Regions from separate parts of the Mus musculus genome. Here regions 1 and 2 are each linked to region 3. Evidence: chromatin loops called from intact Hi-C (ENCODE). Cell type or tissue: heart. All regions are shown on one strand. Each heading gives the region's core, and the rest is flanking DNA. Links, peaks and the distances in the headings are about the cores only.

Region 1 (9,887 bases), core at 1,221-9,220, 1.1 Mb before region 3:
TCTGCCCAATATTTGCTTTTTTAATATAAATCTGCTGTTTTAGTTTGTTTCTATACCTGTGTACTCCTGCTTCCAGAGTGGCCAAGACTGCAGGAATGCACCACTGTTCTTAGCTTCAGACTCTTATCCTGGAAGCTTCTTTGAGTTCCTTATTACTTACGGGTACTTCACTTTACCTCATTAACAGCTGGCATCGACAACAGCTCTCAATTTCCCCTTGTCACATAAGTATAACTACAAAGTGCCATTTATAGGTAGTGTCAATAAAACAAATACTCAAAAATCAAGCATATCTCTGATAACCTTTCTCCTGTTCACAGGGCCACATCTTTGTAGCTTCTTCCTCTGGCTTCCATGAAGGGATCAATATCTCCTCGCACCAAGATGGCTCCTTATTCTACCAGATGGAACTAAGGACATGATCTGTTGGCATGTCAGGAGAAGACCTGGACATAGTAACGATTTTACTTGCTGCCTCCGGAAAGCCAGATCTACACATACATTACATACTCTGCTCTATCCTCTAGATTGCCTTCTGTTTTGTCAAACAAGTTGCTGAACAGGGAGGCCTGTGGCTGCCTAGTGCTGTTAACATCAGGGCAGCCGATCTGTCCAGGGCTGGGTTCACGATCTGTGCATCTAAAGCCATCTCCTTTGGCTCTTTTTGTCTGCCAGGTGGCTCTGAACTCAGGTGGGTAGTGATCCGCAGCTCATGTGCCTCACACTCATTCAGGACGAGTTCTGACTCCTCACAGGGAGCCTCCTCACCCAGTGAGATGATGCTCACCCAGTGAGATGATGCTCACCCAGAGAGATGATGCTCTCATAGTTCTCTAGCATCACGGCCTTGTAGAGAGCCCTCTGCACGGGTACCAGACGCTTCCACTCGTCATCTGTGAAAGTCACCGCCACATCTTCAAATGTCACCAATGCCTGAAAATACAACCATACTCCCCCTTACAACCCTTTCCTTTCTTGTTGTCTGTTTTGTTTTTCATGAGACAGGGTCTAACTCTCAGTGTTTTATAGCAAGCAACATATACTCCAGCCTAACCCAGCACTCTTTGATGTATGGGGGCTCTCACTCAGTCCATAACTGGCCGCACCAGTGGGACAGCCAAGACAGAACCACTGATCCTAGATGACCTCCAGGTGACCTGTTCTGTCAGCTTTGGGGAAGATCACGTGGAACAACAGCTACAGGTGTCTTGGGCTTGGTCCTAGGCTGGTAAGCGCAGGCTCAAGGAACTGAAGGTCACCTTGTTTTGGAGCCTTTCACTGGGCTAGGAATAGAGGACTAGGAAGGAAGACACTTGGGATAAAGAAACTAACTACATTTTGGCAACCAATAACAGTCTTTTGGAAGCAAAACAAGTCCACCTCACCTGACATCTGGTAGGCGGAGACACGGCAGCCATTCTCTCCTATGCTGCTCTGGTAGGGAAGGATAAGAGTCCTAGTGAGGAAAAAGTGTGGGGGAGAAAAGATATGAGAATGAGCATTTCTGGGGTCCTGACCCACGTGGCAAGGCCCCTCCATACACCAGTGAGTGCAATGTAGCCACCTTCATCCCCATCACCTCACAAAGAGTAAACCAAGCAAGGCCAAGAGCACTCCATGCTCAGTCCAGAGTTAGAACAAAGGCTATGGATATTAAAGCCACAGCGCATTGATTTCTGTTCCCAGGAATCAGAACCCAGGAATCAGAATATAGCGAGAGTCATGTGATATTTATATATTCACATTTAATATCACCCTGAATGCTTACTGAGCAAACACCGCAAGGAACTTTAGAAACGACTGGATGGATAAGACAAACAAGTTCTGTATCCTCTTCAGAGCAGCATCCCATTTACAGCTCCAGCTAATGAAGCATCCATCCGACACTGTAAGACTGTTCACCTCACTTCCAGAACCAGACTGATCATATCACAGCTGAGCATTGAGTGTGTAACTAGGCACATCCCGGTCGGCTTTCTCTTGCTCTAAGGAAACACTGGATGAAAGCAACTCAGGGAAGAACAGGTTCATATGGGTCGCAGATTACAGCACATTACCAAGAGAAGCCTTGGCTGGAACCTGGGGCAGAAACTGAAACAGAGACTGTGTAGGGACACTGTTTACTGGCTTGCTCAGCTACTTACACAGCCCAGGCCTACCTTCCCGGGGTGACACTATCCGCAGTGGGCTAGGTCTTCCTATATCGACTGGCAATTCAGAAGATGTCCCACACAAATATGCTAACAGGCCGACGGAGGCAACTCAGTGGAGATTCTCTCTTCCCAAGTGTGCCTAAGTTTGTATTTAGTCAACAAAAACTACGACAGATATGATCTGGTATGAAAAGATGACATCCTTCTTTGTGAACATGAATTTTAAAACGTTGGGACAATATGCAGGAGATGAGTCAAAAAGCTAGGAGAAGGTTCTGTGTAGTCACAGGGCCCAGAGGAGCAGAGTCCTGGAAGACAGAACCAATGGATGTGGTGGCGGCTCCATTAGTGCTGAAGTGCTGGAGCTCACCGGTGCTTCCCGAGGAGAGAAGTGAGCTCCGGTTGCAGCTTTACTTATTCTTGGATTTCCAGAAGACTCTTACCCTCTTCAACCTCCCTTTGCTTAAGTTAGCTAACTGGATCTCACTCTCTCACAATGAAGAGTCTAACTAAAGACTGATGGGGTGTGGCGGTGTGTGCTTGCAATCTCAGCACTGCCTTAGCCCAGGCCGGAAGAGGTCAAGGGAGAAATGCAGCAGCTTTCTCTGCACATCTGGGACCTACAGTTTTGATGTGTGTGTGTGTGTGTGTGTGTGTGTGTGTGTGTGTGCTCGAAACTTCACAGGCTGGGAGGACCTGGAGTCTTGAATAGATAGAGGCAGATCGTTATCACATCAAGAACTACTACTGAAATTAGATAGGAGAAAGTCACTTGTGAGCAACACCGTAGAGAACATGAAACCGGAGAAACCAGCAGAGGTCAGAGTACATCAAAAGGTGCTTTGGGCAAGGGGTGATTTCAGCATAGCTGTGTCCTCATTAGTTAAGTTCTTTAGGAAGATCACTGGGACAAGTAGCAAGAGCCTTCAAACACAGACATTCTTAGGTTGGCCAATTCTCTTCGAGAATTTATTTAAGAAGTATAAGAGAATAGTTACAACGGCTTTAATTAACCATCACTAACACGTTATCTTTATTGAAAGTTATCTGCCAGCCAGCTTCCTAAGCACATTACACATATCCTATTTAATCTTTAGGTAATGCAACCAAAATCTGGACTCTCCTAAGCATCTATGACAGACAACTTGATTAAATAATCTATTGTCCAGCGGCTAGACACACTTGGAGCACTACGGAACTCCACCATAACTAGCGTTGAGTGCTTGCTCTCATGAGGCACTATGCTGAGTGCTTTCTATAAAGATAATTTAGTTCCATCGTCATACATCAATAAGAGAGGCACTATTTCACAGCAATTAAGAGAGTCAGGCTTTGTAAAAGGCTGAGGTGGAACTGGGAAAAGTCTGCCTGGAAGCTTTTAATTCTGTTATAATTTACTTTCATTGAAAGATAGCCATAAAGTTAAGCAGATCTTTACCTGCAACACATCCCAGCATCCCGGGAAGCTTGATTCGCGTGACTGAAATTTCACGGAAAACAGAACTATGGTGATATACACCCGTAATGCTAGCACTTGGAAGGCTAAGGCTTAACACAACGCCAGGTTAAGCTACAAAATAAGATCGTATCTCAAATGTAAAAAGAACACTAGGGAAAAGATCACTAGTAAATTGCCAACAACTTCAATGGAGTAACAGACAACTGGCCATCCCACGGACTTCTAGACATCTGACACTTACTGGTGGTTGGAACGAAGTTGTGCTAGTTCGATTTAACGGTGGTCAGAATGTCAACCTCTAGAATTGTTTCTCAAAATTTTGTTTATGTTGACCTCATTTGAGACGCACAAAATATCGTGCTTGGTGGGTCTTACTCTGATACTGTGGGTCTTGTCTGGCCGCAGTATAGTCCCTTCACCCTTATTTCCCACTATTCCTTAACAGTGCACTCCAGTCAATATCATCTTAAAATTGCCTAAAGCCATTTGCGATTTCCTTTGGGGTTTTCTTCACCTCAAATCCGGTATCGTCCAGGAACACCCTATGCTCACACCAGGACATTCCGGTGCAGGCTCAGGGCGAGAAGCTGAAGCAAAGGGAGACGTTTTCTAGGGGACTTGGGAGAGAATGGAGTGGATGCTCCCAGATTTAGCGTCGGTACCATCCACATCCACGTAGCACCCATCATGGAAAGAAGGAACGAAAGGAAGACCGGGATCTCCAACTTGAAAGTACAGGATTCTGACACACAGTGGACATACCCTACGAGGACACTGTCCCCACGGAACCGACACACACCAGAAGGGAAGACTCTCTGTCCACACAGGCCACGCCCACTAACCCTCCCCCAAGTGCCCAGTGTCCCCGTGTCTCCTCCGCCACCGCGTCCACTCGGCTTCTTGAACACCTAGACCCGCAACCCTCACCTTTGGCAAGAGTACTGGGAACCTGCGAACACTCACCGCCTCGTGTCGGGAAGGCAGTGCGCCTGCGCGAAGATCTTCGGCCTCTGAGCTCCAATCATAGTGTTGCCTTTGCATGAACTACACTTCCCAGAAGCATCAATAGCCGGCGCGCCGTGAGATGACGGGTAAAATCCTGCACAAGGTTGCACTCCAGGTCTGTGGTGCTGAAACGGATAGGACCAGGCTCTGACCCTAAACAGCACAAGTTCGATTTCTAGTTCGTTTCCGGTTTGCCAGTGTACCTATTTTTTCTGAAAGCCAGGGTTCCCGTTCTTTCAGTAGACTATCCCAGATGCATGAGCCCAGAAACATACCTGTCGCAGTCTTCCATCAAGAATTCGTGGTGTAGGTTTAATCCCAGATTTGGTAGCATGTCGGAGAATTTACACCCAACTCTGTAGCTGTAATCCTGAATGAGGGTGACCTTCTACCTACTGCTTCAGAGGATACCAGCCAAACAACAGACTTTAAACGTTGTAGCTCAGTCCATTCCCCACCCCACCCCCCTCTCTCTGTGTCCTGAACTCACTATGTAAACCAGGATGGCTTCAAACTTGGAGATCCACCTGTCTCTGCCTCCAAAGACCTGGGCTTTAAGGTGTGCATCACCCCACCTGGCCTCTTTGTATCTCAAAAGCTCAAAAAGGCTACAAAACTTCAAAAAGGAAGCAAAACTTCTAGGGAAAATTCTCAATTTGTGAGGCAAAAAAAAAAAAAAAAAAAAAAAAAAAAAAGGCAACCTTCATTTGGTACTATGAGATCTGGATTTGCCCCCTCTCTGAACCAAAAGACAGGTTTTGGCTTTTCTGGAATTAACTGGATACTGCAGAATATGAATTACAATATTTAAAGAAATAGCCAGGCCAGTCATGAGAAATTAAATGAGGGTCCCAAGCCCATACCATTTGTAATTGAGGGATTAAGGAACACTCTTTTGATAGGCTTAAGAAAGCTCCAGCACTGGGACTTCCAAAGGGATGGGCTGTTTCAACTATACATTACCAAAAAGCAGGGCTGATACCCATTCTCATCTGGCCATTGGGTGGTCACAAATGGTCATACCATACCTGTCTGAACAACTGGATCCTGAAACCCAAGATGACCCCAGTATCTCCAGGGACTGACAATGACTCTTTGATCTCCCATTACTATCTGTACACCCTTCCTAAAACCTTGATCTCTTTGGCTATCAATTAAACCTCTCCAATATCAGTTTTTCTTAAATAGAACCTAGAATTGGTAAAGAAGTAAATTTTTCTACTGAGTAAATACCTACCTTCTGGATGTTACATGTTCATGCTGCTTTCTGGAAGGAAAGTGATTTGCTGAACTCCAAGAGCAGTCCCATCAAATATTGACCACAGGTTTTGTCTCTCGTGCATGGCATCCAGAAACTCTCCAGTGTTGCTATGTCGGCTACAGGGGGCACTAAATGGGTGGCTTGTCAGTAGAGGGAATAAATCATATCACTAGGCTGCCAAGGTCTCAGCACTGCTGTCTAATTTTTGTTGATCCCTTTCGCCTCTGTCAGTCTCATGGATCTCTTGTAAGCCTCGGTCTGCCCCTAAGGCAGTGAAAAGGGCAGCTGTGAAAGGGTTCTTCTGCAATTCTGAAGGATGGCTGCATACAGAAATCCTCAACTATGTTCCCAGAGAGCTTGTAAAAGAGCCCTGTGATACTTTGGTTGGACAAGGTCAGGAGAAACATACAATCACCTCTTCTCAGGAAAATGATTCTTCCAGTCTGCTCCTGAGTTTCTTGGGGGCTGCATGGTATGTGCTCAGACATGGTCACGAACCTGTGACAGATTTGGAGGACATAGTTTACCAAGTCTTGCCACGTCTTCAGCTGCCTATAGGTCTTCATGGATATCCTTACTGAATGAACTAAAGCCTCCCCAGCCTGTGCTGCAAAGACTTACAAAGTAGCCAAGGCACTCTCACAAGCAATTCTGAACTTGCTCAGAGACTGCAGGTGTTTCGAATCATGACCAAGACATTAGGTAGCAAATGTGGCTTGCCCAACAACCACTGCCCTCAGGAAAGGTAGAAGCCTTAAATGATAATCCCAAGAAGCTAATGAAGAAAGCCCCTGTGTTACTTTCTATTGCCGTGACAAAACACCATGACCAGGGCAACACAGAAACAGTTTATTGCAGGCTTAAAGTTTCAGGGGAGGAGTCCAGAACCATCATATGTGACTCATTTGGGCAAGCATGGATAGTGTAAAGCCATGAGCAGGTGGGGTAAAACCCGTGGCCTCGGGCTGGAACATGACTGTGTGTGAACAACCTGTACCATGAATACACAACAAAGGCAACATATGTTTAATAAACTTTGGGCCTTTACGGACTTCCCACACTTTGTCTCATTCACCCCCGGGCTCCTTCCCGATGTTCCCAGACTCTTTCCCGGTTCCGCAGAACTGACTTTGCCAGGTCAAGCCTGCTACTGGTGAGATGTGATCCATTAGGCTACTATCAGAGAAAAGAGCCCAGAGCTAGCCCCGCCCTCGCCCCGCCCCTGCCCGGGGTCCTAGCGCGAGGACCCCTGAGCAGCTGTCCGAGGCTGAGCCTGACTCAGTTTCCTCTGTGGTCCACGAGGGCAGTTTTCCGTGTGCGCTGAATGGTGGCCCTCGAGCCTCAGCACACCTCTCTGCGCTGACGACGAACTTGTGACAAGGCGCGGTCGCAGCTCGTTGCTGCAGGCGGTGAGGAAGGCGGTTCCAGAGACAGGCGGAGTCGCTGCTCCGGCTCCAGCATGGCGGCGGCCGTACGCGCTGCAGGCTGTCTCCCTGCATTGTGTAGCTTGCAGGCAGGTGAGCCCTGGGACCCGGACCGAAAGCGCGCGCGAGCAGGGGTCTTTCCCTCGGGTCTGTCGAGTCTAGGCTCCAGGAACGCGAGAAGTCGCCGAGTCCTTGATCTCAGTCTCCCATTCGGGTCCGGCCGGCTGTGTGACCTTGCGCGCCTTCTGTCCCTCTCTGGTCGCGCCGTTTGAGAGTATAAGGAGTGAACTGGGCAGTGTGCTTTCGGCCAGGGAGACCGTTCAGGCCCACTCTGTGAGGAGGAGCGAATGTAGCAAGCATAGTCTGTGGTTCATAGGGTGATGTCAATCCCTGTCTCGAGTCAGAGTGCCGCCAGCAAAAAGTCTAACAGACTCTTACTGAGTCTGTTAGATTAACTAGCTGTCATTTTAGCGTCTGGGCCGATCCGTTTGCCAGAATATACTTTTGCTGTCACCGTCTTCCTGCCGCCCTTTTCAGTTGTGTGCCGATCTCTAGCATGGCGTTGGCTTGTAGGAATAGCTTCGCGCTGGACATTGTGCTCAAGGTCCTGGTCCAGAAAGTTCATTTTGTTGCAATATTTAACCTGAAATCACTTGATAGGGTATGTGACTTGAGCCTTCGTTTGTTTTGCCGGCGTTGAAACCATCTCATTAAGGCCTCTGTCCATAGTAAGTTGTAACATTCACTAGCGCTCGCAGGTGATCTATCTAAAGTGTACACTTCAAAGGTTTTGTTTTAGTGTTTTTGTAGACGGTGCATTTATCATCACAGTCAGTTTGAGAACATTTTCATCACTCCAAAAGAAAAAACAACTGTACCTTTTAACTGTTGCCCCCACCCCTCGCCATCTCTCACTAGCCGTCAACACTGGGAGACTACTGATCTATTTCCCATCTGTCCATAGCTTGTCTGTTCTGGGCATCTGGTTTCTACGATTGGCATCTGCCAATAATGCTGTGTTGTCAGGATTTGTCCCTGCTGTGACATACCAGTCCCATGTTGCTTGTGAGCCAATAATACTCTTGTGTCCATTACACCACATTTTGTTTATCCACTCATTGGCGGATGAACGTTTGAGCCGTTTCCATCTTTTGGCTGTTAGGACTGATGTTAAAACATTTGGATGCTGTGCTTCTGTCTGTGCACATGTCCGTCCTCTTGTGGGTATTTCCTGGGTGGAATTGCTGGTTGAAGTGACACCTCAGTGTTTAACTAAGGAACTAACTACCAAGTAGCTGTACCATTTTACAGCTCCACCGGCACTGTGTAGGGGCTTCAGTTTCTCTTTGCCAGCACTTGTTATTGTCTGTCCTGTTCAGAGAACCAAGCTGTGACGATATACTAATTTTGTGGCTTTGATTTCTAATGGGCTCGTTTCCATGCGCTTAATAGCCATGTGTGTATGTTCTTGAAGCAATATCTGTTCAAATCTTTTGTCTGTGTGCGCCTGTAACTTGATTGTGTGGTTCTTGACCATGAATTTCCTAGATTAGAGGGAAACACTTGATCTAACCGTGTGCATGCTAGGCACATGCTCTACAACTGAGCTGCACGCTCGAGTGTTAGAAGGCTTGGATCCTGTCGGTAGAGCCATGGGTTATGGATGCTTAGGAGCCGGAGCCATGCTGGAGGTAGTGAGTCTGTGGAGGTGGGCTAGGGAGCTTCATCACCTGCCTTCCACGCCTGATCACCTGCTTCCGGGGTGTGGATGTGGTTTTCTGCCGCCATGTCTTCACTGCTTGCTGCCATGACTTCTCTTCCATGGTGGTCTGAATCTCTCTGGGACTGTGAGCCCCAATAAACCCTTTCTCCCTTAAGTTCCTTATGCCTGGATATGTTATCACAGAAACAAGAAGTAAATTTTTGTTTTTTGAGACATATCTCAACAGCTTGCCCAGGCTGCTGTTGCAATCACTCTCTAGCCCGGTGCTGGGTTTGAACTTCCCATCCTCCTGTTCCAGTCTCTCTCATAGCAGGGTCTGTGAGCCTGTACTAACAGGTTACTTCCTGTTCATTGTCACTTGGGTTGACTTTTTATTCTTGATTTGGAAGACTTCGTTGCATTTTCTAGAAATAAGTCTCTTGTCAGATATATAATCTGCAAGAAAAAAAAGTATTTTTGGAGACAGGCTCTCATTGTGTAGTCTTGGCTATCTTGAAACTCACTATGTAGAGCGGGTTGGCTTCGAATTCACAGAGGTCAGCCTGTCTCTGCTTCCAGGCTAGGATAAAAGGCATGTGCACTGTGCATAAACTTTTTTTTTTTAAAGAGTTTTGCATGTTAACTTTTAAGACCCCCTCCCCTGCCAAGGTTCTCACTATGAATGTAGTCTAGCCTCAAACGCACAGTGATTCTTCTGCCTCAGCTTCTCAAATGCTGGGATATACTAGTATACCTGACATTAATAGTGTTCCTTGAAACACAGGTTTTTGTTTTTGAGCATCCAGGGCCTAGTGCACATCAGGCAAGAGCTGTGCCGCCAAGCTGTTTCTAGCATTGAACACATTGGTTTGAAATTTTGATG
Region 2 (9,887 bases), core at 568-8,567, 380 kb after region 3:
ATAAGGTAGCTAGCATACAATGAGGAAAAGCATTATGACTCATGGAAAAGTTATATAATTGGTCAAATTGCATTCTGGTAGGAAATGATACATACAGATTTATATTTACCAGTTTTATATCCCCTGTATCCCCTGGGTATAGAATTAAAAGTCCAATCAGATGCAATCAGGAACCATATTTTCAGTATCTTCTTTTGCTGGGGTCTCTGGCGCCAGTGGAGAGTCTGCAGATGATGTTGGCTCTAAAGTAGGCACGGAAGGGGCAGGTTTGGAAGCCTCTGTCCGTGGAGAAGGACTGGCGCAATCAGCTGGTCTGGCATCTATAGGGTCCTGTAAATGTAGAAACAGGGCTTCTCCCAAAAAAAAATCCAGTCTTTTTTAATTATCCACTTAGTAGGTCTTTATTTTGTTAGGGGCTAGAAAAGTTTTTAAAAATGGACTATTTTTTATAAAGTATTGTAAGGAGATGAATAATTATGATTTCATTTTTTTTATTTCATTTTTTAATTCAGATGTTTATATCTTTTAAAAGTCTGATGAACTCACTCTACAATAGCATGTCCCTGTGAATTATAGGGGATATCAGTGGAATATGAGAAACTTAGAGTCAAACACCAAATTTAAAAGGCTTTGTAAGTTTAAACAAAGACATTAAGCCCTTGGTATTATAAACTAATGAAACAAATACTGTATCGTATCTTTGGAAGTTTTCCCGAGTTAGGAAAAGACATAAATAGCAATGAGAATTAAGTGTACATACGTACAGGAATAAAGGCTAACTTTCCAAAAGACAGGTATTTGTAACATTTGTCTGTTTTAAATCACAAGGGCACAGGCTCATCAGTGGTTAATTCCCAAGCTTAGCTGACAGCTCTGCAGGAATGCAGGAGCAGTTTCTCTGAGCGCTATGGTGATTTGTCATGTGAGATCATGCTAAGTTACCTTTGTAGGGAAAGCAACAAGCTTTTGTTAAGAAACTAACCCTTACCTTCATTTATAGGACCAGAAAGCATAGAATGAACTTGAACATGTCCAATAGAGAAAAGGCAATTTTTAAATTGAAGTAAGACTTGTAATTCTGAAAGTTGGGGCTAAAAAAAAAAGGAAAAAAAAACGGTACAACAGCTGTAAAACATTCTTTAAAAAGGGGCTTGTCCTTCACATTTAAAAGACAATGGCGCCGGGCGGTGGTGGCGCACGCCTTTAATCCCAGCACTTGGGAGGCAGAGGCAGGCGGATTTCTGAGTTCAAGGACAGCCTGGTCTACAAAGTGAGTTCCAGGACAGCCAGGACTATACAGAGAAACCCTGTCGCAAAAAAGACAATGGCTATTGTCATTAGCTCTGTTGGTTGTGCAAATGTTTCTTGTGTGAGGAAAATTTCTTTTAAGATCTTAAAAGTTATGATAACCTGTTTGAGGAGAAGCCGTGAGTGAATATTTTTGTGGAGGCACAGCCCTGTGCTGCCTGGAGTTGCTCCCTGCAGCTGTTGGACAGTCCTTCTTTGACAAATGGATTGGTCACCTGAGGCTGTTGAATTACCTCTCTTGTTTGAGGGGTCTGAGGTAGGTGCCTCACAGTTTCCCTGGTTTGATAAAATTTCTGTATTATTAAGGATTACAGTAGCACCAGATAAGGCAGTGCCATTTCTGTGAAGGTCAGTGTGGCTGGCGCTCCTTACGCCTGTCGTACCCTTTCAGACAACAGTGACACCCAGTGGGATTTCTGCTTTGAGTGGGGCCAGGAGAATTAAAATTTATGGCACCTCTTGCTTTGCCAGGATGTTGTTTGCTGATAAGTCCAGAATTCTTACTTGAATAACTTTTGCGAGCCAAGCCTGATTTATTAAATGTTTTCTGCCCTTATTAGTAAGATTTTGGACAGTGCTCTGGCCTTGTGAGGTTGTTGTAATGGGTACACCTTGAAAATATGAACTAGCAACCTCAGCACATGCTTTAAATACATTTCCAGATTTTTAAATTGTCTTTCGAAGAGATTGACAAGTGGATGTAGCACTCTCAAAGGCCAGTTGTTTCAAAACAATACCTTTTGCCTCAGAGCTAAGAACTATCCTCTCTACTGCCTCCATTGAGAGAGCAACAACCTTTGTCTGAGTGTCAACCATACAGTTAACCTCATGAATAGGACCAGGGAGCATTGTATAAACTCGAACATGTCCTACAAAAAAAGGACACTCTCTAGATTGAAATAACACCTGCAGTTTTGAAAGTAGAGCTAAGATTGTGGAGTGGCTAGATGGCAGTAGAGCTGTCTCGATATAAGAAAATAATCTGACAATATAGTGGGAGTCTGTACATAAGTTAAAGGTTTTATTTTTAAGTCTTTTAAAGGCAGCAATTACTGCTACTAATTCTACTTGCTGTGCAGAAGTTTCTTGTGTAGGGAAAGATTCTTTGTTGCCATCAAAAATCAAAGCAGCCCTGAAGCCGAGCCATCAGTAAACACCATTGCTGCTGGAGGAGGCAAGGGAGCTGATTTAGTTCTGAGAGGAAAGATGACTCGATGCCCTTTCATGAAATATAACAAGGGGTGATTAGGCAAGTGATAAGAATAGGTCCCAGTATATCCTAATTGTACAATCTGCCATTGCTCAAATTCATAAGACAAAATATTATGTTGGTCTGCAGTATAAGGAGTAACCATATCTCCCTTTACCTCTAGGTGATCAACCCTGAGTTGAATGGGCTGAGGAGAAACAAGTTTTGTCTGAATAACACGACCCAGGTATGAGAATGGGGGTCGAATCTGAACCCTTTCTGAAGCCACTTGAAGTCCATATAAGTTTAACCGCTCAGCTAAAAATCGTAGTGTCTCTTGTACCTAAGCTCTATCTTTATGAGAAAGTAGAATATCATCCATATGATGAACAGGATAAATGTCAGAATAGATTTTACGGACCTGCAGGATAGCAATATCCACAAATTTCTGACAAGGAGTTGGACTATTTTTCATACCTTGGGGGAGGAATTTCCACTGGTACCTCTGGTATGGCCTTTAAAGGTTGGGTGAAGGTAAACTAAAGGCAAAACTCTGACGGTCACAAGGACACAGCAGTATGGTAAAAAAGCAATCTTGAAGATCAATAACAATAACATTATCATTTTGGGAATGGCAGAAGGAGACAGCAACCCAGGTTGAAGGGCTCCCATGCTTTCCATGGTGCCATTTAGTTCTCTAGAGTCCTGTAATAGTCGCCATTTGCCTGATTTCTTTCTTAATAACAAAAATTGAAGTGTTCTAAGGGCTAGTGGAAGACTCAATGTGGCCTTTTTGAAGTTGTTCTTCCACCAGCAGAGTAGCTGCTTCAATGTTTACATTTGTTAAGGGTCACTTGTGTTTGTGATATTTTGTTACTTTCTTTTCAGAAGTCAGACTCCTCCTCTGAGGTTGGTTTTTTTCTCTTCTGATTCACCACGACTCTCTCCTGAACTACTTTTCTCAGACTTTTCTGTTGAGGAATAAACATTTTTCTTAGATCCTGAGTGAGACTGTAGTAATGGAGTCTGCTCATGAGGTGAATCTGATGCTGCTTGGGCGCCTAAGGCCTTTCTGTCATCTGCTAATGTTTCCTCAAGTGTATTCCAAATAGCAAACGAAGAGCAAATGCTGTAAGGGGCACACCTTTTCCTCCATTCTCTATAAACCAGTTTTTAATATCTAACCCTAACTTCTTCCATGTATCCACATCTAAACTTCCCCTTTCTGGGAGCCAGGGACTGACTGTACAAACTGAAGAAAGTCAGTCAGATGGCTAGTTTTAACCTTAAAGACTTTTCTTTCTTTCTTTCTTTCTTTCTTTCTTTCGGGTTTTTTGTTTTGTTTTGGTTTGGTTTAGTTTTTCGAGACAGGGTTTCTCTGTATATAGTTCTGGCTGTCCTGGAACTCACTCTGTAGACCAGGCTGGCCTCGAACTCAGAAATCCGCCTGCCTCTGCCTCCCAAGTGCTGGGATTAAGGGCGTGCTCCACCATTGCCCAGCTAAGACTCTTTTCTTAAGAGTATACTTATTAATATCTGTAAAGAACTCTCTATCTGTAGATTCACTTTGTCCCATCTTGAGAGATACCCATGAAATGCACACAACCCAGAACTGATGTCTTCTGACCTAAGACGGGTGCTGATAGCTTCCAACAGAACAGCTAGGCACTGATGGCACCTAGTATCAGCCTCTGCTGATGGCAGCAGGCAATAAAAGCCAGAGCTGATGGCTCCTGGCTTAACATGGGCACTGATGGTACCCAACCAGGAACTGATGGCCCCAACTATCCGCCTCTACTGATGGCAGAAGACAATTTAACTGCACACTCCTTGTCCAATGGATTTGTAAGACCCAGTTAAGAGTCCTATCTGTGTCCACTTACCTTATTCAATGTCGCTGTTCGGGTGCCAAATTAGAACATTGGGAGCCTCCTGGCCCGGGCCAGGGGTAGCAGTGGAGTCACAGAGTAAGGACTCTGGTGATGGCTTTAACGTCTGAGGGTCTTGGGGCTTTCTAGCTCTCTAATTATACTGAAATGCTGATGATAACTTCTAAAAAGTCCTAAAAACTTTCTTGCTCTTTCTGAGGGCTTGCTTGCTGGCTTAGGCGATTAACACCTGTAGCCTATCAGGGGAGGATTAAGCAATACAGCCTTTGTTCTATCTCAGCAGGAATCTTTCCTAAAATGAGTCCCTCATAGCCTTGCTTAATGAGGGCTCACTGTCGCAGATTATATAATAATCCAAGGCAGGCTACTTCAGGATGATCACCTGCTAGTTATTAGCTTGTCCCATTATGGCTCCTGACATGTGTCCGATTTTACCGCACCCAGATCAAACCCAGAGCTCAGTGCTGGCTAAGCAAGCACTCTACCAACTGAGCTACACCCATGCCTGGATCTTTTGTTTCATCCACCAAATCTGATTTTGAACTTGGTGGAAGACCCAGACAGAGGGCGGAAAGGGATATTGGCGGGCTATGGCGCAGCTGGAATTATTTCCCTTGGTCTCTCCACCGCAGTTTGCTATTACTGCAGCCACACTTGAGACCCATGTCACCGGCCACACACTGAGTGGCGGGGCGGCCCTGGTGGGCCCTGCTTGGGAGCTCCTGCCGCCGCAACCCGCAGACCTGCCCTTAGCGCCGCGCGGAATCACGGTCGTGGGCGGGGCGCCGGCGGTGGGCGGGGCGCTGGGGGTGGGCGCGGCGTCCGGGTGGCGCTCGCCACTCGGGCGGTGGCGCGGGCGCCCAGGGCAGACACTAGGGTAATCCGGAGGCGCGGCCCTGGAATTAGACCGACAGCGGGGCTGAGGCTGAGGCTGGGGCAGTGTGCACGCGGGGCCGCCGTGCCCTGGACTCGTGTAGCGGCTGCGGGGCGCGCTGCCCTTCGCCATGTACACCTTCGTGGTGCGCGACGAGAATAGCAGCGTCTACGCCGAGGTCTCCCGGCTGCTGCTGGCCACCGGCTACTGGAAGAGGCTACGGCGAGACAACCCCAGGTTCAACCTGATGCTGGGGGAGAGGAACCGACTGCCCTTCGGGAGACTAGGTGAGCCCTTCCCTCGTGGCCGCTGCGCGCATGAATCGGAGAGCGAGCGCTTTTGTTTTTTAAGGTCATTAATCTTCCCTAGGCGCGAGCTCACCTTAGCAGATATAAAATGGGTCTAGCAAGACCTAAACCCGTAGCTGGATTTGGAACGGAGTCTGGGTGCGGTTGCCCTGTCTGCTGACAGTGACCTATACCCGCACTCAGGGTGTCGGCCTGGTTCCCCTGCTTCCCTGGGCCCGCATCAGTCATCTTGCAGCTTTCCGCCACTTAGGATTCAGCTCTGTGTGGTGTGGGCGTGGAAGGGGAGTTGAAACCGCCGAGGCTTGGGTTACCCGGAGGCCAAGATGAACCGGCAGGGAATTTGGAGAAAACTCACTGACTTACCCAAAGCAGGAGCTTCCAGGGAAGCTGGAGCGTGGGGAGCTGTTCCATTTCAGACCTTTCCTTTAGCTGCACCAAAAGTTTACATTTGCAGCTGCATTTAGTGATGTTTTCTTACACGATCTTGGGTGACTTTTGCTCTCCTCATCCACATGTGCGAAACTGGCTTGGTACCATTCTATTCGCGTACTCTCATGTAGGAAGGGACAGCAACTCCCTTTTAAATGACGTAATCTTGAAGTTGTCCTAATGGGTTCAACTAGCATCCCACAGACTTGAACCTGGTCTCATGGTCCCTTCACTACATAGTCATCTGGGGAGGGCTTGCCTCTCTCTGGGTGTCTGGTTCTTTTCCAGAATTTCACTTGGGGGTGGGATCATTTGTATTTCAAGGACAGAAGAGGAGGGGGGCATCTCTACCTTAGCAAACACCCCAGAAAGTAGTGTCCCGTGTCCTGAAGAGGAGAGGTTTTTTTCAGACATAGGTGTGGTCAGCGGTGGATGAGGCTAAACGGAAAGCAGTTTGTTTGGAACTAACAGGCAATTTGGCAAGCTTGCATAGGGCACTTGGGTGACATTATAGCCACAGCAAGCTATGATGGCTTATGGAATGAAGTTTGTTAAGGCTTAGTCTTACTGAATTAGTTCAGGGACAACTTTTCATTATTATACATGTTTATACTCTAGCGTGGCGACTCCATGGAGTGGTGGTTGGAAGACTCAGACGTCACAGACTAGAAAATGTGCTTAGAAACTGATGTCCTGTGGTAGCAGATTCCTCCGGAAGGGCTCAGCAAAGAAAGCCCCTCAAAACTAAGTTCCCTGAGAGAAGCACAGGAGCGGCTGACTGGGTCGTTTCTCCTAACTTTACTGCTTCCCTTGCTGGCACCTGACAATGCCTGGTGGTAAGAACCTAGGTAGAACCAAAAGGCTCTCCCAGCCTGGTGTGGGAGTGACTGGCCTTGTCAGTGTGCTGACAGATAGAAACCCTTTGGAATCCCAGGCCTGAGAAGGCAACATGAATTTAGCAGATGACCAGCACATTTTATTTTTATGGAAAAGACAGATGTATTCTCTAAATAAAATGGTTCTAATCCCTTGCCGTTGGGAGGATTCTCTTTTTGTCTAAAGTGGGCTGCATAAAACCCACGGAGAAAGCACGGAGAGTCATGTTCAGGCGCTGAAAGGTCGGGGCCAATAGGGCGAGAAGGTACCAGGTCAACAGGGACTTGGGCTTGTCTTCCCAAGGGAGATTGTGCAAACCAGATAATGTCTGAAAGTTCTGATTTGGTTGTGTGCTATGGTTGGATTAATTATTGTTACCTTTGACACCCAACTCAAAGTCTTTTTAAAATCTTACTTTTTGTTGCAAAGCATTTTGTTAGGGGTTAATTTTTTTAAATAAAACATATTTTTGTTGTATCCTTTTATTTCTAATCATTTATCTGTATTTATTTCATTGTATCATTGTGGTGCTTGAACCCAAGGTGGGGATTAAACCCAAGGCCCCCATATATGCCAAGGATGCGCACAGTACTGCTAAGCTACACTCTGAGCCTCCAGTTGTGGTTTTAAAAGGGTTTCTGTAGTAAGAACTAATGAAATGTCTCCTGGTGGGATCGTGTGAAGAAGTGTTCAGAGCTTCTGATGGCCTTTCCACTACCTCCTTTCACTTCTTAGTGGCTTCTAGAAGCTCCTTAAAGTAGATGACCTATACTCTGCTGCCTTCTTTGATATTTGGAGAATGTGATGTTGGGATGGAGGTGTGGCTGTAGTCAAGTAGCCTTGCTCAACAGATTACAAGTTTATGTATGTTAAGCCCAGAGAGGACTATGCTAAGGGCCAACGAGATATGAGATAGAAAAATACCCAATGCTCTTCTAATAATAAAAAAAAAAAAAAAAAAAAAAAAGGGGAGCCACATCACAGCTGACCTGCAGGCCAGTATTAATGTTTCAGTATTGGGAGTAGATACTGAGAGGGAAAGGAACCTTGGGACAGAGAAACAAAAGTACTCCATGCTTGACAAACAGCCTGAAATGAGAGACAGGGAAGCTGGGTATGACATGAGACACAGGGAAGCTATGACATATGTGTCCTGCACACTCTGCTACTGACATTGTTACTCCGCACCTGCTGTTTCTCTTCTGAGTCTCTTCTTTCCTTGTAGGTCACGAGCCTGGGCTGGCACAGCTGGTGAATTACTACCGGGGGGCGGACAAACTGTGCCGCAAAGCTTCCTTAGTAAAGTAAGTCTTCCTGAAGTCCTCCATTTTTGGTGTTTTATATAAATGGTTTAGCTTCCACCCTGAAGCACTTAAGCCAAGATGAGGGATTATTATAAGGAAAAAGAAAACCTTTCCTGCTTTAAAACCAACTGATAGCAGGGCTATGGCCTCCTCTAAGTTGCTTTGATTTCAGTTTAAGGTGTTGCTGTGTATCTCTTAAAGCCTGGCGTCTCCTAGGTGAGGCTCCCTAGAAGCAGAGACTGGCTCTCAGGGAGGGAGTTCTAGTGTAAGTGATTTCTTGGAAAATTTTCAAGGCAAACCCATCTGTAGTCAAGGGGGCAGGGTAAGGCAGGGCAAGGTAGGAGCCAAGCATAGGAATGGTTTTAGTTTACCCCTGGTGTTCTGACATGGATGACAGACACCTCAGAGTTGTCACATCTTGAAGCAGAGTGACTGAGCATCTGCTACAGTGTCAGTCAGGTGCAGTTCTATTTTTTTCTTGGCTTTTGCTTGTCTAGAAACTTCCTCATCCTTTGTAATTAGGGAAAGGGCGGCGGGCTGTGGGATAAGTTGCCAGGCATTTCTGGTCCCTGGAGAAGAATGTACAAGCCTTCCTTAGAAGACTCTCAAGCAGCTAGTGATCCCAGAGAAAATATTCAGAGTGCCACATGGTCACTCCACCACCCCTCTCTGAGCCCATAGGGGTGTGGCTAGAAAGTACAAGGATAGTACTATAAGGTAGAATTGAGCAGTAGTATACAGTGACTGAGATCCGGGGTCAACAGCTTGGGGTGATTCTCAGCTCTTTGAAGAATCCTATTAACGGGCAAATCTTTTTATCCCTCTAAGCCTGAATACCTCCCTCGTAAAGCAATTATGAGGATTAAACCAGGTGATGTGCAAGAGTGGATGCAGCACAAGGGCCTGGGACCTCGTGGGTGTTTGTGCTGTAAGGTCTCTGGGTGTAATAGCAGTAACTACTTAGTCTCATTGCTTTTATTACTGTCATTTTCAGATGGAAGCTCTCAGTCTTGTCCCTAAGATCAGGGCTATGGTAGGTCTCCTGGACGCTTTCTCTGTAATTCATAAGCATTCTGAGTAGTCAAATAGCCTTCAGGTAAAGGGGCACTAGAAGACGGGATTCCATGAAAAATGCTGCCTTTACTTGCTAATGTTCCTTTTGGACTTAAGAGGTTGGGTGCTTCTCATTGCATCTCTGTTTTTCTTTAGATGTGCTGGTTCTGGTATTCTTCCCATTTCTCTGGGATGGGTTTTCATGACTTAGCATCAACTCCTAAAACAGAGTGAGGCTTCCTGTAGTCTTTGTATTTTTGTGTTTAGAATGTAAATGGCCAGGGCTAGGGAGATGGCTCAGTAGTTGGGAGCATACATACCGTTCTGCCATAGTACCTGTGTTGGGATCCCTGACCCATGTCACACAGCTCACAACCACCTCTGTCTAGCTCCAGGGCATCTGCAGCCTCATCTGGCCACTGTGGGCACCTACATTCATTTGAATGTGAGCATGCCCACACAGACACAGAAAGGCAAAAGTAGAATCCTGCTTCTATAAGTAGGAAGCAGAGGATGCTATAAAAATAATAGTGCTTTGCGTATTTGCATATTCAACAGCTGTAATGAGTCAGAATGTGGGGCTGGAGTCATGACCAGTTCTATTACCTTGGACAGCACCACCCTGAATCACCGTGTCCCATTTGGAAAACAGGGTTG
Region 3 (9,887 bases), core at 1,330-9,329:
GCTCTGTCCAGCATATGGGTCCTGTGGATTAAACTCAGGTTGTCAGGCTTTGTAGAAAGTGCCTTTATCAGCTTAACCATCTTTCTGGACACAGCCGTCACTGAGTAACAGCCAAGCCATTCCTCAAATCTCATGCTACTTAGGAATTTGCACTCCTAGATCTCAAGTTTACTATAAACTGAATGCTAAATCTAAATATTCACATTAAATATTTCTCAAAAGAAAATATAGTAGAAATCACAGTCTTTTCCCTGTATTACAACTACATAGAGTACATAAAAGTTAAGCTGAACCCAATCATTTGGTTACTAGAAACAAGAAGCAATTCTGAAGAGAAGATTCATTTGTCTCTTTAAACTTAGCAAATGTAATACCTGCTGTCATGTACTATCCTTTTCTGCAACTGTGGTAATAACCATTACAACCATGCCTGAACATTAGCACACTAGAAACTACAAGATGATTTCTGCTTCTACCATTTCTTTTACATTTATAGGTTGGTATTCTTCAATAAGAGTTTCCTTCATCAAACAGTGATAAATTATTTGTCTTCCTGAAATAGTAAGTACTTAATTTCTTCTATCAATTTTCAGAAAATGATCCCAACAACTACTACAATAGTAGCAAATCAGGCTGAATTTCCTTTCACTGTGAATCCAATACTTTTTATGTATTCAATATCTGGAAATGAATTATAGTAATCATGTTTTAAGGTATTTTTCATCTCACATATTTTTTGTCGATAACAAATTTTACGTCTCACAACTAGTGTTAAAATAGTATTATTTGCAATGCTGTGTGTGTGTGTCTGTATAAAAGTGCTTGCCTAGCATATAAAAGGGCCTAAACTCAATCCTTAGTACTACAAAAATAATAGCAATAAAAATAAGATTGTGTGGGTGCACCTTTAATATCAGCATTCAAGAGGCAGAGGCAATGGGATCTGTGAGTTCAAGGTCAGCTTATACTACAGAGTAAGTTCCAAGACAGCCAGGGCTATGTAGAGATTTGTCTCAAAGAAAAAAAAAGAAGAAAAGAAAAAGAAGGAGGAGCAGGAGGAGGAACAAGAAGAAGAACAAGAAGAAGAACAGAAGAGAAGAGAAGAGAAGAGAAGAGAAGAGAAGAGAAGAGAAGAGAAGAGAAAGAAAATAAATAGTCGGGCAGTGGTGGCCCATGTCTTTAATCCCAGCACTTGGGAGGCAGAGGCAGGCGATTTCTGAGTTCAAGGCCAGCCTGGTCTACAGAGTGAGTTCCAGAACAGCCAAGGCTATACAGAAAAGCCCTACCTCAAAAAAAAAAAAAAAAAAAAAAAAAAAGAAAAGAAAAAGGAAAAAAGAAAAGATTGTATCACCAGTGTACTGGCTAGTTTTGTGTCAACTTGACACAGGCTGGAGTTATCACAGAGAAAGGAGCTTCAGTTGGGGAAGTGCCTCCACGAGATCCACCTGTAAGGCATTTCCTCAATTAATGATCAAGGGGTGAGGTCCCCTTGTGGGTGTGCTATCTCTGGCCTGGTAGTCTTGGTTCTATAAGAGAGCAGGCTGAGCAAGCCAGGGGAAGCAAGCCAGTAAAGAACATTCCTCCATGGCCTCTGCATCAGCTCCTGCTTCCTGACCTGCTTGAGTTCCAGTCCTGACTTCCTTGGTGATGAACAGCAGTATGAAAGTGTAAGCTGAATAAACCCTTTCCTCCCCAACCTGCTTCTTGGTCATGATGTTTACACAGGAATAGAAACCCTGACTAAGACAACTAAGCAAAGAATAATGTGAAGAATGTGATAAGATTCTGGAAAGATGACTCAGGAATTAAAGGCTAGGCTCATAACCAAAAAATATAGAATGTGATAAGCCAAACACGGTGATAGGTGCCTGTCATATTCAGAGGCTGGGGCAGGGGGATCTCAAATACCAGTCCAGCCTGGGCTACAGAGACACTGTCATGATGGATAAAATGAAAATCTTACTTTCCTGCCAGACATAATGTACAACCAGCTGCTACAATTGTTACACTGTTGTTGTCATTTGTTATCATTTTAAAACTCAAACTTCTTTTCCAAACAGCTATATTAACAGTTGTTTGCTGTGCAAACTCAGTAAACTCACCTGCTGGACAGTGCTGTCCACTGTGAACGCTTTGTACACTGCCAGTGCCTGGCTTTTACTCCCTTTGCTCCAGATAACCATGTTCCCAGCCACATAGAGCTCTTCATCGTAGTCAGCTGCATCTCCAATCTCACTCACACCTTTTCTTAACTGCCAGCTTTCCTTAAAAATTAACACACAGGACATGCTCAGCACTTCTTCTTTTTCAGTAGTTTGAAGCAAGATTTGCCTGTAAATTAAGACTCAACCCAAGACTAACTCCTACAAGGATTGCAATACATAGGTGAGCACAATGAGTGAATTAGCAAAGTGGGCACATTACATCACGGGACTCTTGAGATAAGTTAAGAGAGGTAGGAGAGATGGCTCTGTGGTTAAGAGCACTGGCTGCTCTTCTAAAGACTGGGGTTTGATTCTCAGCACCTACACAACTGTCTATAACTTCAGTTCCAAGAGATCTGAGCCCTCTTCTGGCCCACATGGCCACTACACACACATGGTGCACAGACATACAAGCAGGCAGGTTTTTTAAAAACTGACTCAAAAATTCTCTATAAGAAGTACTTTATTTTATACTTCTATGTTCCTAGTATTGCTCTGCCAATAACGCAGGCACACAAAAAGTATCTCTTACATATAGAGTATAAGATAAAACCCATGCTTGAAGGGAAACTAAAAGTAGGTATTAAATGTATGTAGAAGGCATAAAATAGACAGGTGCACATAGGACTCAATGGGGGGACTTCCTTGCTTCACAGCTGCAAATATATTATTTATCTTCTTCCCCTTGTCCCACACATAAGATGAATAGAAGCTAAAAAGTTTCTGATTTCTATCTATCTATGTACATTCCAAGAGATTTAATTTCAAAGGCAAATACAAAGACTAGGTAAAGCAGAAGAGAGGGGCAGCTTAAACCTCCACGGTCAGTCTGGGCTACTGACTAAGGTCCACCTCAAAATAGAAAGTACTACTATGCTAACACCCTTATGTGACATCAACCCTCTTCTAGAAACATGTGTTGCAGGTACCACTTCTAACCTCTGGCATTTAGTCACCAAAGAGTATAAAACCTGATTACCCACATCTGAAGTGAGGATAAAGTTTAAAATGAGCCATGATTAAAGTACTCAACTCTCATTACAAGTTACACAGCATGCCTATGTAGGCAGCACCATATTTCAGCACTGACTGAAATGACCAAACATTAGCTTTTAACCAAGTGCCAACATACACTTATTTCTCACATGCATATAGGCAGCTTTATATTAGCACGGTATTCATTCTAAATTTCAAAAGTATGATGAGAATCTTAATAAAACCTTCTGTTTCTCATGGATTGTAACCTCCTGAAGAGATCCCACCAAGCCAGCTGCACCATCAGAAGACCATAACTCAGAGGCTGGCTGCAGCTGACGAAGCTGAAGGTTCAGAGCGTTAGGGTGGTGCTTGCAGTGGTCTCGGCCAAAAGGAACAAATTCCTGCAAATCCCCGGCTGCAATCATCGTTGCCCTTTCTTCAGAGAAGTTCGACATGGGTTCCAAATATGAACATTATTTCTGTGTGAATCCAAACGCATTCTTGTCAGCCTTCTAGTCAAAACTAAGTTATTACTACAGAGACCCGAGTGGAGCTAGGTCAGAAACATGGGGATCCACCTCACAGACATTTCGACACACGGCATGTAAAGATAACTAACATTCAAACATTCTGTGGCATAGTATGTGCCTTTTTGTCTCTGAGGAAACCTCTACAACAGCATTTGTTAGCAGCACTATAACCCTCAGTGTTTGAAATGGCACTTAAGAATAACAACTGCTAACTAAATTTGACTTGAAGCTCTCATCTAAAGTCTTGTTGGCATCATTTTTTTTAACAATCTGAAAGCCTCTAGTTTATACGAAGCCCTCTATAGCTACAAAATCTTCCTTGCTGTGACTTAAACGTCATTCCTGAAATGATTACGCCAAAAAACAGGCCCAAGTTTCTTTTTCACCTCCTAGAAATAAAATCAATATTGAGAACAGAACTTGAAAAACACATATGCCTTATGAAAAGTAGGGGCTTATCAAAATGTGGCTGGCCTTTCCAAATTCTATTCAACAAAGCAGTCAACATTAAAGAACTTGCAACTTTACCCGACGTTTCCTCATGCAAACATGCAATGTCATTCCCTTTTAGCTTAAAACGAACCTACAGGATAACTTTTTATAGCATCATTTTCTCAGTTAGATGCCTTTTAACCCAAAGACATCATACTTAATACTTTTACAGTTCTCCAAAAGTTGTTAAACGTGTTATTCGTTACAGGCCACATAAAAGCATTGAGTTGACATGCTAGAAATAAAACTGTCATTACTGGTTACTAGGAACATATGCAAACAGCGGGACCCTGAGCTGGGTCTCTACAAAAACAGGCTTTCCGTGCTTTTGAGTGAACCGCGCCACGGCGTAGCGGCCGGAGCATCGGCTCATGGCGCGTCGGGCCAACCCGGAAAGCCCAGTCTGATACTGGGGTTCCTCTCACCCCAGCAGGAGCTCAAGGCCAGCCCCGGGGCGCTCAGCCCTTGGGGCACCCGGTGCAGCGAAATTCCAACACCAAGTCGCAGCGATGCGCGACCCGGCCCGGCCCGACCCGGCCCGGCCCGCACCTGAATAACTCGGGACGCGTCAGGCGCTTGCGAGCCCCGGCTGCTCCCCGGAGGCACAAGGGCCGCGAAGGCCCGAGAGCAGCGACAGGACCGTCACGATGACTCCTCACCGCCCCAGTTTCTCATCCCTTTTCCCTCCCGGATGCCGGAGGAAGAATGGGCGGCAGCGGGACACCAAAGACTTGCGAACAACTCAAATGGCTGGAGCCATCTTGGATTTCCCGACCTGCCTCGCGCCAGGGCAGAGCCAGGCTGGGGACGCGCGGCAGCGGAGAGGACCTAGCGCCTGCGCAGTTGAAAAAGGTGTCTGTGCAAGTGCCTATAGCGAAGGCGGTCACTTAACGACGTTACCTCTTTAACAAACCAAATCTCTAAGATCCTGAACTACCTTCTCAATTGAGCTAAGTTAGGTAATTTTTTTTCCCAGCTGGTTGAGTTTCCTTCTCATCTCAAAAGGGGATGTGTGCCTCCTGGCTGATGAATGGGAGCGGAAGGGAGACCACTCATTTTCTCAGGATTGCATGGAAAATTCTCTACCCGGAAATCACACACCCCCACCCAAGATGGGCTTTAGTCCGTTAACTGTTCGTCATCGCTAAGAAAAAAAAAAAAAAAAAAAAAAAAATGGTGAGGCCTATCATAGCCTAAAGAATAAAGAGTTCCAGTCCATTTCTTTGCTCCAAAATTCAGTTTGTTGGAATTTGATAACTTCACTGTAATTGTCTATTGTGATACACATTTATTTTAGTTCATTCTCATCCCTTTTCTTGGAACGCCATCCTTCAGAGCTTGAAGCTGCACTGCAACAGGAAGGCTTGCTCTTAGAACTTGGTGAGCGGAATGCCTGCTTAGCTGAAATTCGCTTGCCTGGATAATCAAAAACAGTCAAATTAACACATATTCCACATGCTCTGCTCCGACCTCTTGATTCCTCCCCGCAAAACCTCCCTATCCTACAAAGGCCTTTCTATCACACACTAGGCTATCTGGAAGAACAAACAGAAGAAAACCCAACAAGGAGCACACGTAAGTGGCCTGTCAATCTCACTGCTTCCATTCTCTACCCTCTACCTCTTGCCCCATCACACAGTTTGTCTACAACCCCATCAACCCTACCAGGAGTCACTTGGACTAGGATACCCCACTCTCCACTGTGTTCTGAGCAACCAAGCCATTGTCATTCTCCTTGAGTCTATGATATCTTCTGCCACTGCCAGCCTAGGATGAGGGAGATGGGGATTGCCTTCTGAAGAGGCCGTACTTAGAAACCCAAACCGATAGGGAACAAACTGGTCGGTGAATGAAAACAAGGACGTGACCACTCCTAGATATGGTTGAGGAGGTTTTTATTGTAGATATTGAGGAATTGGGAGGAGTTGGGCTACAGCTCTTCTCTGCCGGGTGTCCTTGGTAAAATTACAATTATCGCATCTCTGGTTGTAAGGTATAGAAACAAAATGGCTTTTTGCTGGCTATAGAGAACAAAGAGCTTCTTTCCAGCTGTATTTTTAGAGATCAGGGAAAACAAACTTGGGGGAATGTTTTAGGGGCTTTACCTCCCAGGGAGAAACGCTCTAAGTCGGGGTCTCAGAATATGAGGGAGAGAACAGCCAGAGGTTCCTGGAAGAGTCTGGACTGAACACAAGCAGCAGAATAGACCAGGCCATGAGAGGATTGAGGAGGAAAAGGGGACAAGAGAGAAAGAAAAGAGAGAAGCCCAAGCAAAGCAAAAGAGATCCAAGAGCAAAGCCAAGAGGACCAAGGGAATGAAGACCAAGAGAAAAGCCAGAAATCAAGACAACCTGTGGCCAAAATGGCTGGGGTTATATAAGGAGGAGTCGGGAGGTTGGGGGAAAGGAGGCTAACTGTGGAGCTAGAGAGGTTTAGGATTGGGGTGGGTGGATGAGAAGTGCTGAGAGGAGCCAGGCACTAGTGGTGCTGGGAGAGCCTGATATGTTAATAGGCACCTCAGTTAACCATTTGTCCTGAATTCCTTTGGGACCTAACAGCCAATAAGAACAAAACAGGAAGGAGACCCTTGTATGTTGTCCTTTTTTTTTTCTCTCTCTCTCTTTCCTGTAGACTGTTCTATTGAATTTTTGACTGCACAACCTGTCAGGAAATACACGGCATGACTGAGAGGGCACATCCATCCGTCTGCAAGTTGGTGGCATTTGGTTGTAATGTGCAGCCAGTGCAATATTTGTTCTGTCTTCTTTACCCACCCTTGTCCTCTTTTCTTCATCCTCTCTCCAAACAGGGCTAACCACCAGTACTCTTCATCCTTGGGTCACCCTGAGGAACACAGAACACATAGCTGGCTGTTCAACTTGAGAATTAGGGAGCCCCTACAAAAGGTTATCTCAACTGTCATTGGTGGACGTTCCTTTCCCTGAGCAAATCTCTTAGGGTGCCTCTTTGTGGTTTCAGCCTATATGACAGCAAGGCCTACTCTGATTGTCCCTCTCTAACATATTTATCTTAGTTAGCTCCCTATTGCTGTGATAAAATGACCAATGACAACTTATAGGCCAAAAGGTTCATTTTGTCTTACCTCATTCAGGAAGTCAGGGCAGGAACTGAAGCAGAGGCCACAGAGAGGTGTGATGTAATGGCTTGCTCCCCCAGGGTTTGTTGAGCCTGCTTTTTAAAAAAATATCCATTGAGTCCACTTAGTTGCATGTGCATGGATGTGGGACCATCTACTGGCTCATGGATAGCCTCTCAGGGGATGCATCCCTGGAGAAAAATGACTTTCAAGAAAAGGTGTTGGGAGAGATAGGGGAGAACTTGGAGAGGAGGATGGGGTGGAATTGATGAAAACACATTTATATGCAAGTATGAATATAGACAAATCTTTTAAAAATAAAAATGCTTCTTTCTGGGATGAGAGTCTTTTTCTATTTTATTTATTCGTTTTCATTTATTTGCATGTGTGGTGTGTATGTGGGTGTGTGAGTGGGAAGTGGGGGCTGGCAGGGGGATGGCTCTCATGTGGAGGCCAGAGTTCTATTATGGGTGCTGGGAAGCTAGCTCAGGTCTCAAAGAGCATCAAGCTTCCTTAACTGCTGAGCCATCTGTCCAGCCCTCAGTAGCAGCTTCTTCACACAATGTGCAGGCTTGTGTACACACACACTTACACACACTCACACATATATACACACATTCTTACATACATACTGTCACACACTTAACACACACATACACACACATACACACACTCACACATATACACATACATTCTTACATACATACTGTCACACACACACACACACTCAACACACACACTTTCACATACACACACTCACACACTCACATATACTGAAGTAGAAATGTCTGGTTTCTTTGGAAACTCAGCTGTGTGCTGTGATGTTTTCCCTGAAGCTGTCTTGTGAGAGGATATTTCGCTGAAGCAGACATGTGAGAGGGCATGTGATGTTTTGCTACAGTGGATGCTTGAGAGGGAATGAGGTATTCGCTGGTCTTCACTTCATAGAGAGAAATGTGCCAAAGAACTTCTTGTGACACTTCTCATGGTAGTCCAGCTGAATCTAGACACTTGGGCTGACTCCTGACGATTTGCCACCTGAACCCTGTGGGTGTCCAAAGCATCGTGGATGCTAATTCTTCTCCCCATGAACCCTCTAACCTGCTTTAGTATTTGCTTTATCAGTTAGCCATGATGATCTGAAAAATGTTTGTGTGCATTCAGATGTATAGGTGACCAGAGGTCGGTCAGCTTAGGTGTCATTCTTTATCTGCGATTCATATTGTGTTTTGAGACAGGCTCTCTTTAGGACTTGGGGATAGCTGGTTAGGCTAGGCTGGGTGGCCATTAACCTCTATGGATCTTCTTGTCTCTGTGTTCCTGGTGCTGGGATTACAAGCATGAGCCACCACACCTGACTTTTTAGGTGGGTGCTGAGGTCAAACCTGGTACAACAAGCATTTTAACCAACTGAGCCATCCCCAAAGCCTTTGATCTGAGACTGTTAAAGATTTGTTTGTTTGTTTATTGTATATGAGTACACTGTAGCTGCCTTCAGACACACCAGAAGAGGGCACTGGATCCCATTACAGATGGTTGTGAACCAATGGGAATTGAACTCAGGACCTCTGGAAGAGCAGTCAGTGCTCTTAACCGCTGAGCCATCTCTCCAGCCCCCAATATGAGACTTTTTAAAACACTATCTAACATCACCGTCCCCATCACCACACACAGATTTCACAGCCTAGTAGTTCCAGTCTGGTTTTTAGCACATGCTATGAAGTATGATATATGATGCAGTCAGAATACACCAACAGTTGCAAAAATTTGGCCTACTACTGTACAACTGTATTTAATGAAGTATCACATTGCATAATACATCTCTCTCTCTCTCTTTCTCTTTCTCACTTTCTTTTTCTTTCTTTCCTTCTTTGTTCCTCTGTTTGCTTCTTTCTTTCTTTTTTTCTCTGAGGTGTTTGTTAATTATGTGTACAGGGATGGGATATGTGTGAGCGAGAACAGTTGCATTAGGCCAGACGAGGGAAGGTATCAAGGGTGTCCTAGAGATGCAGTCACAGATGCTTGTGAAGTGGGTGCTAGGAACCAAACTCAGGTCACAAGCAGCGTATACTCTCAACTGCTGGGCCATGTAAATGTGGAGGTAAATGGCCTCCACATTTACCTGTGTGACAGATAACCTACATCACTGGACAAGGGAATTTTCACTTTGCTTCCAGTTTCATGAAATCGTACAACACCCACCTCGTTTTGCAAGAACAAACTGTAATGCTCAGGCACTTGCGTTTCTCATGCTCTTCCTAGGACACCAGAAGGACTCTCATGTGGGGGAGGCATGGTGGGGCACACCTGTAACCACAGCTTTTAGGGAGTGGAAGCAGGAGGATTCAAAGTTTAAGGTCATTGTCAGCATTGCCTAGTGAGTTTGAGGTTAGCCTGGGCTACATGAGACTCTGTTTTATAGATAGACACACACACACACAAATATATCAAAGCAAATAATTAAATCTAAAAATAAATAACTAGAAGGGTTCTTTTATATCCACAACACCAAGTTTCCCAAGAAACTATACATATTAACAGTTTCATGCATATGTTGTTCAGTACAGTAAAACACAGCTTTCCCTG

Evidence for each region. Hi-C counts contacts between places; a loop is a spot of excess contacts. Peaks named below come from ENCODE experiments on the same cell type or tissue, not always from the same donor. Only the 100,000 strongest peaks of a DNase experiment are listed, where the experiment ranks them.
Region 1: a loop joins it to region 3, with 7 times the contacts of the local background. A loop is called at or near these places in 2 of 42 quality-filtered maps.
Region 2: a loop joins it to region 3, with 2.2 times the contacts of the local background. A loop is called at or near these places in 6 of 42 quality-filtered maps.

What each region holds. Positions count from the first base shown.
Region 1 is chr2:127,580,091-127,589,977 of GRCm38, forward strand. Zfp661 (zinc finger protein 661) reads right to left here and starts at 4,587. Exons shown (of 5, transcript NM_001111029.1): 1 at 4,540-4,587; 2 at 1,386-1,456; 3 at 807-933. The coding sequence starts at 1,418. Mrps5 (mitochondrial ribosomal protein S5) reads left to right here and starts at 7,336. Exons shown (of 12, transcript NM_029963.2): 1 at 7,336-7,395. The coding sequence starts at 7,338. In heart, for the core only: CTCF peaks have their summits at 4,671, 4,870 and 7,308; DNase peaks (open chromatin) are centred at 4,611 and 7,101; H3K4me3 peaks cover 3,302 bases; H3K27ac peaks cover 2,344 bases.
Region 2 is chr2:129,060,757-129,070,643 of GRCm38, forward strand. It overlaps Vinac1 (vinculin/alpha-catenin family member 1), which reads right to left and starts at 5,153. Exons shown (of 11, transcript NM_001370941.1): 1 at 4,381-5,153; 2 at 110-2,473. Ttl (tubulin tyrosine ligase) reads left to right here and starts at 5,191. Exons shown (of 7, transcript NM_027192.2): 1 at 5,191-5,547; 2 at 8,099-8,177. The coding sequence starts at 5,391. In heart, for the core only: no CTCF peak of the experiment used is centred there; DNase peaks (open chromatin) are centred at 5,175 and 5,805; H3K4me3 peaks cover 1,932 bases; H3K27ac peaks cover 1,428 bases.
Region 3 is chr2:128,682,400-128,692,286 of GRCm38, forward strand. Anapc1 (anaphase promoting complex subunit 1) reads right to left here and starts at 4,996. Exons shown (of 48, transcript NM_008569.2): 1 at 4,754-4,996; 2 at 3,425-3,661; 3 at 2,103-2,264. The coding sequence starts at 3,637. Gm39931 (a long non-coding RNA gene) reads right to left here. Exons shown (of 5, transcript XR_001783466.2): 3 at 7,308-7,393; 4 at 6,979-7,048; 5 at 5,418-5,620. In heart, for the core only: no CTCF peak of the experiment used is centred there; a DNase peak (open chromatin) is centred at 5,002; H3K4me3 peaks cover 2,045 bases; H3K27ac peaks cover 1,757 bases.